Regions from separate parts of the Homo sapiens genome. Here region 1 is linked to region 2. A link is a loop called in an ENCODE intact Hi-C map of the cell type or tissue named here. Cell type or tissue: PC-3. All regions are shown on one strand. Links, peaks and the distances in the headings refer to the core of each region. The heading gives the core; the rest is flanking DNA.

Evidence for each region. A loop is a pair of places that touch in the nucleus more often than their neighbours do. Peaks named below come from ENCODE experiments on the same cell type or tissue, not always from the same donor. Only the 100,000 strongest peaks of a DNase experiment are listed, where the experiment ranks them.
Region 1: it touches region 2 in a loop (2.7-fold over the local background); 3 of 110 quality-filtered maps call a loop at or near these places.

What each region holds. Positions count from the first base shown.
Region 1 is chr12:89,757,887-89,768,074 of GRCh38, forward strand. All of the region lies in intron 2 of LOC107984543 (a long non-coding RNA gene), which reads left to right. Among named protein-coding and RNA genes, the nearest start is that of ATP2B1-AS1, 54 kb to the left of the region's middle. RefSeq lists a silencer at 8,210-8,269. In PC-3, for the core only: no CTCF peak of the experiment used is centred there; a DNase peak (open chromatin) is centred at 5,055; H3K4me3 peaks cover 486 bases; H3K27ac peaks cover 2,177 bases.
Region 2 is chr12:89,812,895-89,823,082 of GRCh38, forward strand. LOC107984543 (a long non-coding RNA gene) reads left to right here. Exons shown (of 7, transcript XR_007063399.1): 5 at 1,839-1,942; 6 at 2,997-3,058; 7 at 4,134-4,206. Among named protein-coding and RNA genes, the nearest start is that of ATP2B1-AS1, 110 kb to the left of the region's middle. In PC-3, for the core only: no CTCF peak of the experiment used is centred there; a DNase peak (open chromatin) is centred at 4,857; H3K27ac peaks cover 1,623 bases.

The sequences.
Region 1 (10,188 bases), core at 3,630-6,129, 55 kb before region 2:
ATGATTAAGCAATTGCAGCATAAACAAAAATGGACAAATGAGACCTAATTAAACTAAAGAGTTTCTGTACAGCAAAACAAAAACAAAATAAAAACTATAAACAGAGTAAACAGACAACTCACAGAATGAGAGAAAATATTTGCAAACTCTGCATCCAACAAAGGTCTAATATCTAGTATCTATAAGAAATTTAAATAACTCAGTAAGCCAAAAACAAATAACCACATTAAAAAGGGGTCAAAAGACAGAATGGACGCTTCCCAAAAGAAGACACACAATTGGTCAACAAACATGAAAAAGTGCTCCACATCATTAATCAGAAGAAATGTAAACCAAAACCACAATGAGATATCATCTCACACTAGTCAGAATGGCTATTATTAAAAAGTCAAAAAACAATAGATGCCAGTGAGGCTGCAGAGAAAAGAGAACACTTATACACTGTTGGTGGGAATGTAAATTAGTTCAGCCACTGTAGAAAGGAGTTTGGAGATTTCTCAAAGAACTTAAAAAAGAACTACCACTTGACCCAGCAATCCTATTACTGGGTATATATCCAAAAGAAAATAAATTGTTCTACCAAAAATACACATGGAGTTGTATGTTTATCATAGCACTATTTATAATAGCAAAGTCATAGAATCAACCTAGGTGCCCATCAGTGGTGGACTGGATAAAACACTATGTGTGTGTGTGTGTGTGTGTATATATATATGTATATATATGTATATATAAATACGTATATGTGTATATATATATGTATATATATGTATATATAAATACGTATATATGTATATATGTATATAGAAATACGTATGTATGTGTGTGTATATATGAATATGTGTGTGTGTGTGTATATATATATATATATATATTTTCAAGATGAAGCCTCGTACTGTTACCCGGGCTGGAGTGCAGTGGCACAATCTTGGCTCACTGCAACCTCTGCCTCCTGGGTTCAAGAGATTCTCCTGCCTCAGCCTCCCAAGTAGCTAGGATTACAGATGCCCGTCACCACACCCAGCTAATTTTTTGTATTTTTAGTAGAGATGGGATTTCACCATGTTGGCCAGGCTGGTCTCGAACTCCTTACGTCGTGATTTGCCCACCTTGGCTCCCAAAGTGCTGGGATTACAGGCATGAGCCACCACACCCAGCCAGAAAATATTACATATATATATGTACATATATATACACACACACACACATACACACACACGTATATATGTATATATGCCATATATGTATACCCACACATACCATGGAATACTATGCAACCACAAAAATAACTAAATCATGTCCTTTATAGCAATATGGATGCAGCTACAGGCCATTATCCTAAACAAATTCATGCAGAAACAGAAAACCATAAATGAGAAAGCCTATTCTCATTTATAAGTGCGAGCTAAACATTGGGTCCACATGGACATAAAGATGGCAACAATGGACACTGGGGACTACTCCGGGGGTGGAAGTTTGAAAACTTAACTACTTACTACCTGAGTGATGGGGTGAATTGTACCCCAAACCTCAGCATCACACAATTTACCCATGTAACAAACCTGCACACATACTCCCTGAATCTAAAATTAAAGTTGAAATTTGCTTACAAAATGATTAAGGATATTCTCCTAAAAAACACATCTTTTCGTACCTAAAAAAACACATCTTTTCGTACCTAAAAAAACTAATAATAATAATCCAAACCATCACCTAATATAACCTCTATATTTAAATTTCCATAACTGTCACCAAATGTCACTTATAGCTGTATTGTTTTTCTTTGTAGCAACCAGTCTAGGATTATGTATAGCATTTGAGTTTGAGATCTTTCATCTCTTTTTACAGAATAGTTTCCCACTCTTTTTTTTTTTTTTTTTTTGCTTTTCATGCTATTATTTTTTTCTGAAGAGTCTAGGTCACTTGTAATAAAAAGTGTTCCAAATTTTGTATTTGTTTAATTGTTTTCTCATAGTTAGATTTAGGTTAAAGTATTTCTGGCAGAAAGAGTACACAGGTGAATGACAGGTTGCTCCATTGTCGGTGATACTGAGTTTAGTCACTTGATTAGGATAGTTACTGCCAGACTTCTTCATTGTAAAGGTAAACTTTCTACTTTTTAATTGATAAGCTATCTGTGGAGCAATACTTTGAGTTCAAGGTTTTAGCATCCGTTGATGATCCTTGACTGAATTAATTACTACACTGGAGAGTACAGAATTCTCGTTTTCTCCCTATACTGCCTGTAGACTAGGAATCTTCTGCTCCTAAAGCTGTACTTCTAGTGTTCTGAAACCAGTGTGCTCCACTGTGGATACCACCATGCAGTGGTAGAAGGAGCAAGAGGTGAGTCATGGAATCAGATAGCAGATAAAATGGCAGATCAGGTACTAGAGATGCTGGGCATGGCATATTATTGAGAAGCAAAAGAGCTAGTTTGGTGATACTAAAGTTTCAATTCTGTATTTTTTGGGTGGTCACACTTTGTATTTTCCATTCGTTAGCTAACTTTCCTTTCAAAATAGTGTTTTTGGGGGGGAAGGGAAAATAATTAAACACATTTGATATAAATCTATTTTTAATCCCTTTATTATAGTTTTCTGTTCTCTTTGCATTTTTCCTCTTGTTTTCTCTTCTCTTCTTTTCTCTCTTTAGAGCCCTTTCTTCTTTTTAAAATATCTGCTCAAAATTTAACTATGAATTTTCTGTTTTCTCAATTTACCTCTTCCAATTGATCAGACTGTAATTTTTCTTCTAGTTGATTGGTGCTTTTCGCTCTTCTAGGTAGGATGAGGGCTTCAGAAATTATATGGCAACTTTTAATTCTCACATGTGATGCCCTAGGCTCAACTCTTCATGTAATAAAACACCTTATTTTAGAAAATATTCATTTAAAAAGATATTACAACATATTCTCAAACAAACTTTGATGAGTTTAGTTGTCTCAGCACTACTCTGGCTATTTTAAAGTACATTATTTTGTTAACCACACCCTTTCACCTTTTATAAAGCTGAAAAATAGGAAGCGTTTTTTTCTTTTCATTTTTTGTCTTGGTAGTTTGTAACCACATTTTTTGCACTGTGGTTTCATGTAAGCGGTTGTTGATAATCAACTGATGAGTGTTGTTATGTACAAAAGTCATGCTTTTGAGGCATGGAAGTGAGTGAAAGAACATTTGAGACAATGTATATTTAACTCTACAAATAACATGTTTCTATGGTATGGAAGACAAATGATTTTCTCTAATTTTTCACCTGTCCAACAAACAGCACTTTGGTTGTTCAAAGATTATTGTCATGATTCACTTTGTAGTTTAAAATAAAGATTAGATATTTTTTGTCTTAGTGCAATTTAATTACTTATTAAAAAAAATCCCAGGAGGCTTTAGCAATTCCCTCCTGAATAATTTACAACTCAAAATGATAATAGTAATACTATAGTATATGACATTGTTTTAAATTAAAAGATGTAAGTTAATCGATTGATATGATTTTAAATTCAATTCTCTGAACGAAAATTAAGAATTAAGCTCACACATAAGGATTGGAGAAGGCCTTCTGTGGTGGCAGTTGTTAATGTCTTTCAGTGCTTTGGAAGAAAATTGCGGAAGGAGACTTTGGCTATGCCTCAGGGATGTCCTTGACACTGCACCTGCCACGTGATTTTTCCAGACAAGGAAGGCTATTTTCCTCAAAATGTGAATTTAATCCCTATGTAAACCTTCTGAGGCTAGAAATTCAGTCACATTATATAGTATAAATGATATTTTAGAAGAATATGTTGTTTGAAGAAGATCAGTTTTGAGCCTGTTTAATATTAACAAAGAATTTCCTAAACTTAGTTGCCCCTGGAAATTATCCTTTGTACTGAAAAACCCCCAAAACACAAAACATGTTAAAACAAAACAAAACAAAACAGTGGCACTTGTGTTCTATAGAATTCACTTTGGAAATTGAAATTTAGTGACTTTATTTTGGAAGTTAAAGTCTATACCAGATAGTTTTTGAAAGCACCTTCAATCCTATAACAATAAAATTCCAGTATAACATGTTAGCAAGATCTTGTGTTCAACATTGTGTTATAATATACTATAGATACAATTTCTCTGTAAGAAAAAAAATGTTGTTTACTAACGTAAATGCAGTTTTAAGGGGAATTAAAATGAGTTTTCGTTACATGATATTTTATTGGATGACTAAAAATGAGCTCATTTTAAGTGGAAAGACTGGTTTTATGATTCAGATATTTTTATTATAATTTAAAAAAGCATTTTCTTATAGTTTCTTTGAAATTAAAAAACAAGAAAACGTCAAAACCTGCCATTGAAGATTTTCTGGTGTCCTAGTGGCACTTTTCAGATGAAACTTTGAGAAACATTATTGTGATTTTTTAAAATAATAAAATGCTAACATGGTGCTATTGTATAGTCAAAATGTATAAGCAGTTAAATGTTACAGAATAGTTGAAAATATGTAAGACATTTATTTCATTGTTCCTTAGAAATTTTTTTTCATCAACCCTTGTTTCCTGAGCTAAACCAACCGAGGGACAAAAATAAGATTACAATGACAGAAAGTAGGAATTGTCTGTTTTCCTATTCCTTCTTCTTAAGCAGTACAGTCCTCATATATTCCTCTTAAATAGTTCTGGACATCCCTAGAACGTGGTCTCACAAAGATCAGGAACTAGTCCTTTTCACTTCTATGTGGGTTGATTCATTTTCTTCCTTTTCAGGTCATTATGGTGATGACACCAAAAGTGGCAATTACAAAGCCACCAGTGTTAAAGCTACTAACGTCATCCTCTTTAGGTTGCTTGATGTTGTTGCTGTTGGTCAATGTGGATAAGTAACAGCTGCCTCATCCTGCTATTGCTAAAGTTACCTACAGTGACAATGAAGTTGATCAGCACTCTCAATGACCCACTGAGATTTTGGTGGATAAAGTTGCTTCTTCTTTTTCGATTTGACCCATCACAGTATACAGGACTCATGGGGCTTAGCTGGAGGAAAATTATTAGTGACCGCTATTATCTGATTGGCCTTTGATTTTCTTTGCCCTCAGGATGAATTCTTTTCCTGTAGACTTATCACCTTTCAAATAAATAATAGCCTAGAATTCCTGTCCTACAAGTTCTTCAAGTATGTCCAGACATAAATATTTGCCAAATATATTAAGAAATATCTAGCAAACTTGGGAGGACTACTTATATTCAGCACAGAACAATTGAAAAGGAGAAACTAACTGACTCTGTAATACCAATAAAGTAAGTTTGTGTCATTAGACTCCAAAATTATAATGGTCTTTATCTAATCTCCAAAATTCTTATTGACATTGTTTCCTTTATTCTTAACATTCCTAATGTCTCTGGATCACTTTTCATTTCTGTTGATTCGAATATTTATTTATTCAAAATCATCTTGGGTGTTATAGCTCTAGATTTGGTGGAATAAATTTCTGTAATAATTTTTAGCAATATGAAGCATTCCTTGAAATCCAGTGTTTCTATGGAACCTCTTAAGTGAATACAGTGGGGAACATATTTTTGAAGATTAATTGTAAGAGATGTCACAATTGTTAGTACTCTTGTTTAGAAGTTACAGAGTCCTGGCTGGGTGCAGTGGCTCATGCATGTATTCCCAGCACTTTGGGAGGCTGAGGCAGGTGGATTGCTTGAGCCCAGGCATTCACTACCAGCCTAAGCAACATGGTGAAACCCCATCTTGACCAAAAAAAAAAATGCAAAAATTAGCCAGGCATGGTGACATGCACCTGTAGTCCCAACTACTTGGGAGGCTGAGGTGTGAGGATCACCTGAGCCCAGGGAGGTTGAGGCTGTAGTGAGCTGTGATTGTGCCACTGCGTTACAGCCTGGGTGGCAGAGTAGGGCCCTGTCTCAAAACAAACAAACAAACAACCCCAAAACCAAAAACCAAAAAACCCTACACACACAAAGTTACAGAGCCCTATAAAATGAAAGGAAACCTTGGAAAGGGCAGGTGGGTTTGAGGCTGGGCCACAGACCTATTTGGAACCAGGAACTCAAATTATGCCATCATGAATGCATTGCTGCTGCTATTTCTCTGTGTGTTAGAAAACGTGTTTGCCAACAGCACTTGAATTTTGTGTATGACCACTTTAGCCATCCGGACTCTCTCAGTTCTATTTCTAAAAATCCCCAGAAAGGACTCTTATTATCCAGCTTGTGAAGCCTTAGATCTGTTACGGGTTGAATTACGTCCCCCTAAAAGATGCTAATGTTCTAACCCCAAGCACCTGTGAATGTGATCTTTCTTACAAATTGGGTCTTTGCCAGTGATCCCATTACTGAGTATATACCCAAAGGATTATAAATCATGCTAATATAAAGACACACGCACACATATGTTTATTGCGGCACTATTCACAATAGCAAAGACTTGGAACCAACCCAAAAGTCCACCAATGGTAGACTTGATTAAGAAAATGTGGCACATATACACCATGGAATACTATGCAGCCATAAAAAAGGATGAGTTCATGTCCTTTGCAGGGACATGGATGAAGCTGGCAACCATCATTCTCAGCAAACTATCACAAGGACAGAAAACCAAACACCGCATGTTCTCACTCATAGGTGGGAACTGAACAATGAGAACACTCGGACACAGGGCAGGGAACATCACACACCAGGGCCTTTCAGAGGATGGGGGGCTGGGGGAGGGATAGCATTAGGAGAAATTCCTAATGTAAATGACGAGTTGATGGGTGCAGCAAACCAACATGGCACATGTATACCTATGTAACAAACCTGCACGTTGTGCACATATACTTGAAGTATAATTTAAAAAGAAAAAAAAGAATTTGGGTCTTTGAGCTGAACAGTGAGAACACATGCACACAGGGAGGGGAACAACACACACTGGGGCCTGTCGTGGTGGGGAGCAGGTGGTGAGGGAGAGCATCAGGATAAATAGCTAATGCATGGGGGGCTTAATACCTAGGTGATGGGTTGATAGGTGCAGCAAACCACCATAGCACAAGTTTACCTATGTAACAAACCTGTACATCCTGCACATGTATCCCAGAAACATAAAATAATAAAATAAAATATCAAAAAAAAGAAATTGGGTCTTTGTAGATTATCAAGTTAAGATGGTTCATTAGAGTGGTTCCTAATCCAATAAAACTATGAGTTTGTAAAAAAGGACAATTTGGATACAGATATAGACAGGTATACAGGGAGAGCACCATGTGAACGTGAAGGTGGAGATTGGATGAAACTTCTACAAGGCAAAGAGTGCCGAAGTTGTCAGCAAACCACTAAAAACTAGGAGAGAGACATGAAACAGATTCTCCCTCAAAGCACTCAGAGGGAACTAACCTTGCTGACACCTTCCTTTAGCCGCTAGAAACTGTGAGACCCAAATTTCTATTTAAACCATTCAGCTTTTGAGACTTTGTTGCAATGACCCTAGCAAATGAATACAGAACCACTTAATAGTGGCTTGAGGGGTGGGATTATCAGTACCACGGGAACCACATAGATGGGTGAAAGTTGATTCTCAGAAATTGGTTCTGGGAAGACAATCTCATAGATTTTCACTACAGATCCCCCAAGACAATTTGTTTTGACTTGAAACTCAACTATGGACATTTTCTTTTGAATAAATTAGCTTGCTTAGGAATTGGGTGAATAATTAAAAATAATCTAAAAATTAATTTGTGGATATTTTCTGATTGGCATTATCTGTCTCAGCACACAAGTTGCCATAATGGTGGGGAAAGCAACAAGTAACAAGCCTGCTTTGCTCTAGAGCAGATTGATATATGTAGATAAGTGGAATTTATGTGAAAGAACCAATAATGTTTGAGAGTCTGCTGATAAAAGATGACATTGAGTAAAATGATGGATTCCTGTCTTAAAGGGTAACTTTTCTTATTATTTTCTTAGGCTGTATTGTAGTTGTTATTTATAATACGCTCCAGTTGAGGCATCATCTTGTAATTATTGCTCCCTCTACTCTTTCTCAACTTACTCTTCACTATGAGTGTTAGTATTCAACAGTTTAGACTTCATCAATAAGTAATTTCCATCAGAATGAGGAAAGACTGGTCCTTCTCTGTTTATGTTTTCTAATCTTGGAATGAGGTACCTTAGACTAAATCAGGGATTGGGTAAATTATAACCCTCAGGCCAAATTTAATCTACCACCTGGTTTTACAAAGGCAGTTTTATTATAGCACAGCCACACTCACTCATTTACTTACTTTCTGTGGTAGACTTCATGCTACAATGGCAGAGGTGAGCAGTTGCAACAGAGACTCCATGGCCCAAAAGCCTAAAATATTAACTATCTGGACTTTTACAAAAACAATTTTCCAACCTCTGACCTAGGTAGCTATGTAAAGGGAGAAAAAGAGGTTCTGTTTTTGTTTTTGTGCTTTTAATTAAGTCTACCAGGGACAGACTTATTAGCCTTTAGAGTAAAACGTAATCCCCACGTTACTAATAACATGAACTCCACATTTAAAAAATGGACTACATGGTTTAAAATGCTTTGTTTAAACTCATTTTTTCCTTATGTATAGTTGTTTGTAATTAGTAATTATTCAGCTCTTCTAGTTTACTTTTTCTTTTGCAAATAACTGGTTACAGAAGTAAAAAATAGAAGGGTTGTCCGAAGGCATCATGTGTTTTTGAGAGTAGTTGATCTAATGTTTCTTGAAGCCAGGAAGATATTTGTGCACTTTGTCTGTGGCTTCATTTCCTTACAGGAAATCACCTGGGGCAGATAACACCAAGCTCAGTGTATTCTTGTTGCTCAGTTGATTAGTTGATTGATTTGAAATAACAGAAATAATAAAGAAAGATATTTCTATTTGGGAAAATTTTTTTTTAAAGTTTATAATAATGTCACCCTAATAAGTTAGTTAATCTCTCTGAACTTCAGTGACCTTCTCTGTAAAGGTACTACCTATTACATAGTGTTATGAGGATTAAATGAAATGGTCCATTTAAAGAGTTTGATAGAGTATCTTGTGTATAATTAGAGAATAATACATTTAATTCTTGTTATTATTATTATTATTGCTATATTTTTAGCTACTGTTTTAGGCTGAATATTTGTCCTTTCCAAAATTCATGTGGAAATTTAATCCCCAATGTGGCAGTGCTGACAGGGGGCTTTTAAGAGGGAATTGGGTCACGAGGGCTTTGCCCTCATGAGTGCATTAGTCCATTAATGGATTAATGAATTAATAGGTTAATAGATTAATGAGCTCTCACAGGAATGAGACTGGTGGCTTTATAAAAAAAAAAAAAAAGGCAGAGCGATATGAGCTAGCATGCTCAGTTCCCTACCCATTTGATTCCCTGCACAGCCTTGGGACTCTTCAGAGAGTCCCTACCAGCAGGAAGGTTCTCACTAGATGTAGCATCTTGACATTGGGTTTCCCAGCTTCCATAACTGTAAGAAACAAATTCCTTTTCTTTAAAAATTACCCAGTTTCAGATATTCTGTTATAAGCAACAGAAAATGGACTCAGACACTTACCATATCCTAATTCCTGTGTTATATTTTAGCTACAGGGAATGTTAATAATTCATTTATTTATTGTATTTCTTACTGTATTCTTTTGGATTCTCCAGAGAAACAGAACCTCTCAGGTTCTTATATATTGATTATAAGAAATTCTGTGGAGGCTCAGAAGTCTCAAGATCTATAGTCAGCAAGCTGGACACCCAGGAGAACAGATGGCATAGTTCCAGTCCAGGTTGGAAGGTCTGAGAATCAGAAGAGCTGATGGCCTAAGTTCCAGTCTGAGTCCAAGTTCTAAGGCAGGAGAAGTCTGATATCCCAGCTCAATGATAGTCAGGAAGAGAGAGTGAAGTCTCCCTCACACTACCTTATTATTCTATTCAAACCATTCAAAGTTTCCATAAGACCCACCCACATTGGGAAGGTCAATCTGTTTTACTCAGTCTACTGATTCAAATGCTAATCTCACCCAGAAAATTGCTCATGAACACACCCAGAATAATGTTTAATGAAATATCTGGGCACCCTGTGACCCAGTCAAGGTAACACATAAAATTAACATCCCAAGTTCACCCCTTGTCAATTTGGCACCCATATGCACCTCCTTAAAGCATACTTCATATCCAAATAAAGAAAATAACAAGGTAATAATTCCATCTACCATGAT
Region 2 (10,188 bases), core at 3,480-5,979:
GTGAGCCACCGTGCCTGGCCTTGATTTTTTAAGCTAGCTTGAGTTGGGGTTATTGTTATTTGGATCTGAAACCATCATAACTGCTACATTGTCAGAAAAACTTTGTGAAACCAAGAGTCCATAAATTACTGGCTGAAAAATGCTGGATTACATGATATCAAAGGTCATCTCTCACAATATATACTTTGTGATATTAATCTGGTAATAGAAGGTAAAATTGAAGACAAGTTGGAGAAATGCGTGTTCAATGTTAGACATGCATTCTGCAGTGAATCTCAGCCTTATTGTCGAAGTATGTTTATTGTCTAGTTAGCTACTTTTAATTCAGAGGAAGTTTCTTGATTCATTTATCTTTTTGTGTTTTGTGTAACTATATTTTTCTGGCTTCTTCAACTTTTTTCTTTTAATACATCATCTTTATGCATAGTGTCAAATTTTATTAATGGTCTCAATTTTTAATTTTTGTTGGGCAACAGGAAATTACAAAACATAATACATATTTAATAAATGTATATTGAATTAAGGTTATTATCTTATGAGCAATCTATTCCTAAACCAGTAGTTTTCAAATTTGGCTGCCTATGACAATCACTTGGGTAGTTTTAAAATAGTGGTTCTCAAAGTTTAGTGTACCTGGTGGGCTTGTTAAAAGGTATTTACGCCAGTCACAATTTTCTGATTCAGTAATTCCAGAGCGGGGGACCAAATTTTGCATTACTAACTAGTTCCAGGTATTACTGATGCATTGTTCTTGATTATTTGAAACAAAATCTTCTAGGTTGGGATGGTTTTTAAGGCTCCCCAGATAATTATAACGGAAGGCCAGGCTGAGAACCACCAATTTGAACAGAGGAGGATGACTGGCTTTTATTTTCTGTGTAAGCCCTTATACAGGCCCTTTTATTATTCCAGTAAAAAATTCCCTTTCACATCTCAATGAATTATTTGATCCACTCTACCTCACTAGAATAAGCCAGTAAACTTTTTTTTTTTTTTCAAAAAAAGAAAATACTGCAGTTGATTACTCAGGAGAATCATAAGCCAAGTATCAACTATCTCCTGCCCCAAGAAGAACTGTAGACTAACTTAAAATAATTTATGTAATAATTTTTATCATTCAGGGTCCAATCAGGAAAACAGAAATAGTATACTTTAATATGGGGAATTGCTTACACAGGTCATGTAAAAGATTAGCAACCGCTGGAGAGACCAAGGAAGAAGGAGATGTTATCAGAGCCCAGGAGCCTGACATGCCTGAAGAAAGCTGCAGCTGGGATGGGCTTTCCCAGGGGTAGTTGGAGCTAAGGAGGAGGAGATGTAGCTGTTGTCAGAGAAGCTCCCCAAAGTAGAGAGGGAGAATTCTGTCCTCTCTCGTCCTTTTGTGTCTTCCATCAACACTTCTCATTGGCTAAACCCACCAGAATAGCAGCTGACATGGGAGTTTGGGTCAGTCCCTCAGGCGTACAGAACAAAACAGACAATAAAAAGGGGAGGAATGAATGGATCCGAGGGCAAATATGCCAAGGACCAATACATTGTTCTTATTTCTGGGACAATTCAGTCTCTTACTGACAAAACTGAGAGAATGAACATCTGCGGATGTCACTTCACTCTTAAGAACACTTAGACTGTTTAGCTACTTCACTGGAATTTTAATTTAACTTAAAAATGTGTGTTTATGTATGGGATATATGAGTTTGCTATATATATGTGTAGCTTCCTTTGGTCAATTGACAACCTACTTCAAACACTGTACAGCTAACCCTTAAACAACATGGGTTTGAACTTTGAGGATCCACTTATATGCAAATTTTCTTCTTCTTCTGCCATCTACTCAGACTGCAAGACCAACCCCTCCTCTTCCTCCTCCTCTTCAGCCTACTCAATGTGAAGACAATGAAAATGAAGACCTTTCGGATGACCCACTTCCACTTAGTGAATAGTAAATATATTTTCTCTTCCTTATGATTTTCTTAGTAACATTTTCTTTTCTTATCTTTACTGTAAGAATACAGTATGTGATAGATGTAGCATACAAAAAATGTCTTAACTGGCTGTTTATGTTATCATTAAGGCTTCCAGTCAACAGTAGCTGTTAGTAGTTAATTTTCTGGGGACTCAAAAGTTATACATACATTTTCTACTGTGTGGAGGGGTTTGCATCCCTAACCCCCACATTTTTCAAGGGTCATCTGTAGTCACCTTTTAAAGTAAAACCTAAGTCTCCAGAATAACAGTCAGAATGTTATAATGTGATATATACTTATATTAAATATATAATATTATTAACTATTACTAATCATTGACTTATCGTCAAATTCTACCTCTTCTGAGAGGATGAGTTTTAGGAACTCTTTCAACAGTCCCACGTTAAGAAATTAATAACTATGATCGCCTTAGTCCAGACCTGAATGTTTAGATGGCATCATCTGGGTCCTGTTAGTGAATTAGAAACTATAATGTTATTCAGACATACCTTGAGATATTGTAGATTGGTTCTAGACTAGCACCATAAAGCAAATATTGCAATCAAGTGAGTCACATGAAAGTTTTGGTTTTCCAGCGCATATAAAAGTTATGTTTATACTATACTATATTAAATGTGCAATAGAAGTATGTCTAAAAAAACATACCTTAGTTAAAAAATACTTTATTGTTAAAACATGCTAATGATCATCTGAGCCTTCAATGAATTGTAATCTTTTTGATGATGAAGGGTCTTGCCTCAATGTTGATGGCTGTTGACTGATCAGGGTGGTGGTTACTAAAGGCTGGAGTAGCTGTGGCAATTTCTTAACATAAGACAGCAATGAAGTTTGCTGCATTGATTAATTCTTCTTTTGACAAAAGATTTCTCTGTATCGTGGAATTCTTTTAGGTAGTATTTTACCCACAGTAGAATTTCTTTCAAAGTTAGAATCAATCCTCTCCAAACCTGCCAGTGCTTTATTAATAAGTTTATGAAATGTTTAAATTCTTTGCTGTCATTTCTACAGTGTTCACAGCATCTTCCCCAGGAGTAGATTGCATCTGAAGAAACCAGTTTCCTTGCTTATCTGTAAGAAGCAACTCTTCATTTATTCAAATTTTTATCATGAAGTTGTAGAAACTCAGTACCACCTTAGGCTCCACTGCTAATTCTAGTCCTCTTTCTATTTTCACTACATTGCAGTAACTTCTGCTGCTGAAGTCTTAAACCCCTCAAAGACATCCATGAGGGTTAAAATCAACTTCTTCCAAACTCCTGTTAATGTTGATATTTTGACTTTCTCCCGTGAATCACAAATGTTCTCAATGGTATCTAGAAAGGCAAATCCTTTTTAAAAGGTTTTCAATTTACTTTACTCACATCCATCAAAAGAATCACTTTCTATGAAATTACTTCTTGATCCATGGGCTGTGGAATGGATGTTGTGTTAACAGAGAAGGAAACAATATTAATCTCCTTGTACATCTCCATGAGAGTTCTCGTGTGACCAGGTACATTGTCAGTAAGCACTAATATTTTTATTTTTTATTTTTGAGACAGAGTCTTGCTCTGTTGCCCAGGCTGGAGTACAGTGGCCCAGTTGTGGCTCACCGCAACCTCTGCCTCCTGGGTTCAAGCAATTTTCCTGCCTCAGCCTCCAGAGTAGCTGGGATTACAGGTGTGCACCATTACGCTTGGTTAATTTTTTTGTATTTTCAGTAGAGACGGGGTTTCGCCATGTTAGCCAAGTTGGTCTCGAACTCCTGGCCTCAAGTGACCTGCTCGCCTCAGTGTCCTTAAGTGTTGGGATTACAGGCATGAGCCACCATGCCCAAGAGAATTTAAAATTTAAATCACCATAACAAAGGCTAAGAATATGAAATAGTGGAAGGAAGGTATGTGATGGGCTTGTTCCCTTACAGCCAGGATACACTGAGGTACTCATGTGCAAGATTTGGAAGTTAGAAGTGTTGGGGAAGCTGTGCTTCTGTTTTTGCTAAGGGTAAACTTGATCAAGGAACAGTTGGTTTTCTGCAGTAAGGGAAACTGTACTAAATTCTCAGGTGTTGAGAGATGAGACATGGAGCTTCCATTTTGCTGGTGTGGATTGTGGATAGAGTGGTGTGTTCTTGGAATGAGCATTTGCATTTTCCCTGTTCTCCAGATTTCTGTTATATCTGAGGATCGTTTCTGGAATCTATGGCTAAATCTTGCTCCTCCAGCCCATACATTGCTAGGTAAGTTTCTATTTCTCTATATAAATGACTTTTCTGATTAGATAAGCTGGAGGGATTCTATATCGTCAACTTAATCTTAATATACTACTAAATGCTAAAAAGTACAAATGGTAATATTTCCCCTGACTTCCAGAAATATACTTCACATTTGTTAAAAATCTTACCCTGGAAGGTGGCAGAAAATGAACTAGATTCAAAGATTTTGGACTGGTAAATTTGCCTGTGGGTTTTGGTTTATGTTATTTTGAAATGTAATTTTAATAATTATTTATTTTTATCTCTATACACACATACATGGCTTAAGTCAAATTTTTACTAGGATTATAACACAAAAATAGACGCTATGTTAATCTACCTTTCTATACCTCAGATTCCTACTTCTTATAGATGTTTTAGCAATTTCTACTGGAATTTACATTTTTTTCTAAATAGCCTGCCTATGTTGCTATTTCTCGAGTTATTCCACTTTTATTTATTATCTTTTTACTTCCCTTTGTGGAAGATGAAAGCTTATCTTTTCTCCACTCTTCCATGACCAATATAAACATCTTTGCACTTTCCTTTTCTCACCATTTTCTTATCTAGATAGCAAATTTGTATGTCTTTAGTGTTTACATTGTCATGACTATACAGACATTATTACAGCTGAATCATGTAGTAAATAAGAATCACCTTTCCTTTCTCAGACATTGAATTTTTTTCCCCTGAGGTAATAATTATCTTACTTTTGCTTAGCTTTCTATGTACTTCTGTGCTAATTTGGCCAAAAATTTCCTACAGAGGTGTAAATCTCCTGCAAGATATTAAAACACATCAGGTCACTTTTTAATTTTTTTTTCTTTCTTCTTTGCTTCTTGGAAATACTCATTTGAGAGCCCACAGTCTTTCTGCTCCTAGAAGGAGCAGGCTAGGTCTATTGCACAACTGTCAACTGGAGCCCTCTCTTATGTTAAATCCCTGATTTCCTGAATCTTGAGTTTTCAGGTTTCTTGGTTTATTACCCCATTTTGGTAGTACCTTTCCTCTAGTAGCTTTCTGTGGTAAACGTTTTTTGGAGGGAACTTATATTTCTTTGTTCTACATTCATATGAATGATAAGTTAACTGGGTGTTAATATAATGTAATATTATTAAATGCTAGTGTGATATCCCAGCCCTGAGACATGCCTGGTGCATCCTGAACTAGAATTCTTCTAGTTAGTCTTTCTTGAGAGTAAAAACCCTAGCTCTTTCCTGAGGTCAGGAAGGGCAGTTCTGTGAATGCTTGGAATTGCAGAGAAGATAAATTTCTTGTATAGATGATCAGTTTGTTCTATTTTCAGCCCCACCTACACCCACTCTTTCAGAAATACCTCCAGTTTCTGAGCCTTCCTGGGGTCCTGCATTGTGAGTTGCAAGATATTTCTAGTCTGCTAGGTCAATAACCACTCATCCATCTGCTTTCTAGCTTTTAAAATTTTGTTGATGTCATCATAGTCTCTTTGTTCTTACAGGCTTGTGCTTTTTTATTCCCTTCACTGTTAATTTAGAGGGATTTGAGGAGTGGGGAGAAGAGGTTGATATATGTATACAATTTGTCATATTTCATTGGAATTTCTTTGATGATTGGTTTTATTATTTACTTATTTATTTTTTTGAGACGGAGTCTTGCTCTGTCACCTTGGGTGGCATGCAGTGGTGTGATCTCGGCTCACTGAAACCTCCAGCTCCTGGGTTCAAGCAATTCTCCTGCCTCAGCCTCCTGAGTAGCTGGGACTACAGGCACACATCACCATGCCCAGCTAATTTTTGTATTTTTGGTAGAGACAGGGTTTCACCATGTTGGCCAGGCTGGTCTCAAACTCCTGACCTCAAGTCATCCACCCACTTTGGCCTCCCAAAGTGCTAGGATTACAGGCATGAGCCACCGCCCAGTCAAGGATTTTGGTCCTTTTAACAAATTCAGAAACTTAATAACATAATTGTGTTAGATGTAAAAACAGACCAGTTTCACAAAATTCAGTAACTTCAGGAGAATTTTTTTTTTTGAGTTACCTGAAATGTCCCATAATTGTTCCTTTTAATTTTAATTTAGCTAACTAGTAATAATTATCCATGTCATAATTTGCCTGTTTGCCTTCTCCTCTCTTTAACATGATTCACGCATGGTCTTTTGTTGATGGTTGTTTTCTCGTCCTCTTGATATTTGTATTTCAGGTATCTATTATATTAATCCACAAAGGCATTGCAGGGCATTTCTCTGCTAATATTAGCTATACTTTGGGTTAAACTCTCATCTAGGAAACATCCTAACTTAGAAGATGGTTTTCCTTTGGGTCACTGCTTCAGGAATGCCAACTGAGTCTAAGAAGAAAGATATAAATCCTCATAATGTAACATTGTTAAATGCCAGACAATAGGATGCCTGGGTGAGTAGGAGGGTCTTAGGTGACATCTCCAAATACGAGGCTGATATTGACTTTAAAGTGCTTGCTTTTTGTGCTTATAGAGGTAACACATAAAATTTGTAGAAAATTAACTTGAAGAAAAGTATAAAAATGAAAGCAAAATTTATCATGAATTCCACAATTCAGAGACATCATCTTCTGTTAATCATTATTGATATATTTAGGTTTATTTTATCCAGCCTTATTTCACGTCTAAATGTGCATTAAAAATATTTTATTGGCCGGGCGCGGTGGCTCACGTCTGTAATCCCAGCACTTTGGGAGGCCGAGGCGGGCGGATCACGAGGTCAGGAGATCGAGACCATCTTGGCTAACACGGTGAAACCCCGTCTCTACTAAAAATACAAAAAATTAGCCGGGCAAGGTGGAGGGTGCCTGTAGGCCCAGCTATTCGGGAGGCTGAGGCAGGAGAATGGCGTAAACCCCGGGGGGCGGAGCCTGCAGTGAGCCGAGATCGCGCCACTGCACTCCAGCCTGGGCGACAGAGCGAGACTCCGTCACAAAAAAAAAAAAAAAAAATTTTATTATAGAAAACCTCAAATGTGCATAAAAGTAGATAGGAGAGTATAATGATCTCTATGTACTTGTTGTCTATCTCCCACAGTTAGCATTTTGCCAATCATGCTTCATTTATTTCTCACTTTATTATCTACTCACCGCTCACCTCCACTTTTTTGGCTATAGTATTTTAAAACAAATCCCACAAGTCGTTTAATTTCACTCATAAATACTTCAGTATATATCTTATCAGATAAAGTTTTTCTTTTGGTTTTAACATCAGTGCATGCTATTATCAGTCTCATAATAATTAAAATAGCAATTCTTGGCTGGGTGTGGTGACTCACTCCTGTAATCCCAGCACTTTGGGAGGCCGAGGTTGGGGTGGATCACCTGAAGTAAGGAGTTCGAGACCAGCCTGTCCAACATGGTGAAACCTGTCTGTACTAAAAATACAAAAATTAGCCGTAATCCCAGCTACTTGGGAGGCTGAGTCAGGAGAATTGCTTGAACCCGGGAGGCAGAGGTTACAGTGAGCCGATGGAGTCATTGCATGCCATCCTGGGTGACAAAAGTGAGACTCTGTCTCAAAAAAAAAAAAAAGCAATTCTTTAATATCATCTAGTATCAATGCATATTTAAATTTTTCTAATTATCTCAAAGATTACTTTTTTAAAAAAAGTGAAGTCTGTTAATAAGGATCCAAATAAAGTTCACATATTAAAATACATTGAATTGATATATTTTTTAAGTTTCTTTTAGTCCAGTTTCTTCTCCTTTTTAAAAATGCCATTCCTTTGTGAAATAACCCAGTTGTTTTATAGATATTTTATATCTGCATTTGACTAATTGCTTCCTCATGGTGTCATTTAACCTGTTTCCTGATTTCCAATATTTTCTGAGAGATTGGTAGTTGAATTTAGAAACTTGATATAATTCTGGTTCACTTTTATGTGTTATTTATTTTTTGACAGCCATATTTCATAGGCGATACTGTGCATTCTATTGTGTCACATCAAGAAGCACATGCCTGATTGTCCCACCTTTCATGATGCTGAGCTTGATCAATTGGTTTTCATAGTATCAGACTGATCCACCTATTGTAAAATTCCCTTAATGGTTTCATCATCCATTATAAACTTTTTTTGTACTTGCAAAATAGTGAACCTCTGATTCTATTATTCTTTTTGCACTTGTTAGCAAGAATTCTTCTATGAAGCAATAACTTCCCAGGCTGGGCACAGTGGCTCACGCCTGTAATCCCAGCACTTTGAGAGGCTGAGGTGGGAAGATTGTTTGAGGCCACAAGTTTGAGACCAGTGTGGGCAACATAGTAAGACCTCATCTGTAAAAAAAATTAAAAAATTAGCCAGGCATGGTGGTGCATGCCTGTAGTTCCAGCTACTCGGGAGGGTGAGATGGAGGATTGTTTGAACTTGGGAGGTGGAAGCTGCATTGAGCCGTAATGGCACCACTATACTGTAGACTGGGTGATGGAGAAAGAAACTGTCTCAAGAAAAAAAATTTTAAAACCCTAAAGCAATCATTAAATTTAATGTCTATATTATATTTAATAGTAGGAATATATAATAATTTATGTAATCATTATTTTCTTTCAGTTGCTGATAGTCTTTGTTCTTTTGTTATTAATATATATATAAAGCCAACATAGACAACTTCGTACAAATTCATCCGACCAAATGTCTGATAAATTCTGAAAAGCAGAATTATAAAGTCAAAGAATGTGAAGGTTCTTACTATATCTTGTCTGGGTCAATATTATTATTTAATATATAGCCGTTCTTTAATTGTCTTCATTCTTGAGATAGAAAACTTATCTGAAGTTGATGGCCATTTAACTGTTCTTTCTTTAGAATAACTTTTATTGAGTACAACTCTACCCATAATTAGCATGATAATACCTGAGGGATTGAGAAAGCTCAGCTGGCAGGAGAGATTCTTGATGAGTAACTTTCCATAAAAAGAAGTAATATGCTTCTCATAGTGACTTTTGAGTAGAGTATTGTCTGCTAAGTAGGTGCTGTGAAATCATAGCCAGGAGTCCTATCAGCCTCCTGGTTTACTGGGACTGCTCATCATATCTTAGTTTGGTGGAGACTACTGGAAAGACAGAAAAGGCTGCTATGCAAAACAGTACTTGAAGTGAAACTCAGAGGAAGTTACATAGACACTTGAAAACTTTTGCTCAAAAAGAAGCAGTTTGTTTTTTGCTTGATTCTCTTAGAAAGACTATATATTGAGATACAATTTGTATACCACAAAACTCATCCATTTTCATTGTAGCATTCAATGAGTTTCAGTGACTTTATATAGCTGTGAAATCATCACCAAAATCATGTTTTTGGAACACTTCCATTATTTATGTAGTTTAAAAAATAAGATTATCATAAATCTCAATGAATTCCTTGCTTTTGATATAGTTATTTTATGTTCACAATGTTATACAATCATCATTTGTTATTTAATTCCAGAATATTTTAATCACTCCCCCAGAAACCCCCATATTCATTAAGGAGTGACTCATTGATGGACTATTTAAAGAAAATGTGGTACATATACACCATGGAATACTATGCAGCTATAAAAAGGAATGAAGTCATGTCCTTTGCAGCAACATGGATGCACTGGGAGACCATTATCCTAAGCAAATTAACACAAGGACAGAAAACCAAATACTGCGTGTTCTCACTTATAAGTGGGAGCTAAACATTGAGTACACATGGACATAAAGATGGGAACAACAGACACTGGGGCCTACTAGAAGGGGGAGGGACAGAGTGTGGAGTGGCCTAAAAATCTTTCTATCCTGTACTATGCTCACTATCTGGGTGATGGAATCATCCATACCTCAAACCTCAGCATCATGCAATATACCCATGTAACAAATCTGCACTTGTACTCCCTGAATCTAAAGCAATAGTTAAAATTAAAAAATGAAACTTAAAAATAAAGCAATGGAACAGCATCTGCAAAGTGACAATGAGGAAAAGAAAATGGACCCAAGAACATTTATACAC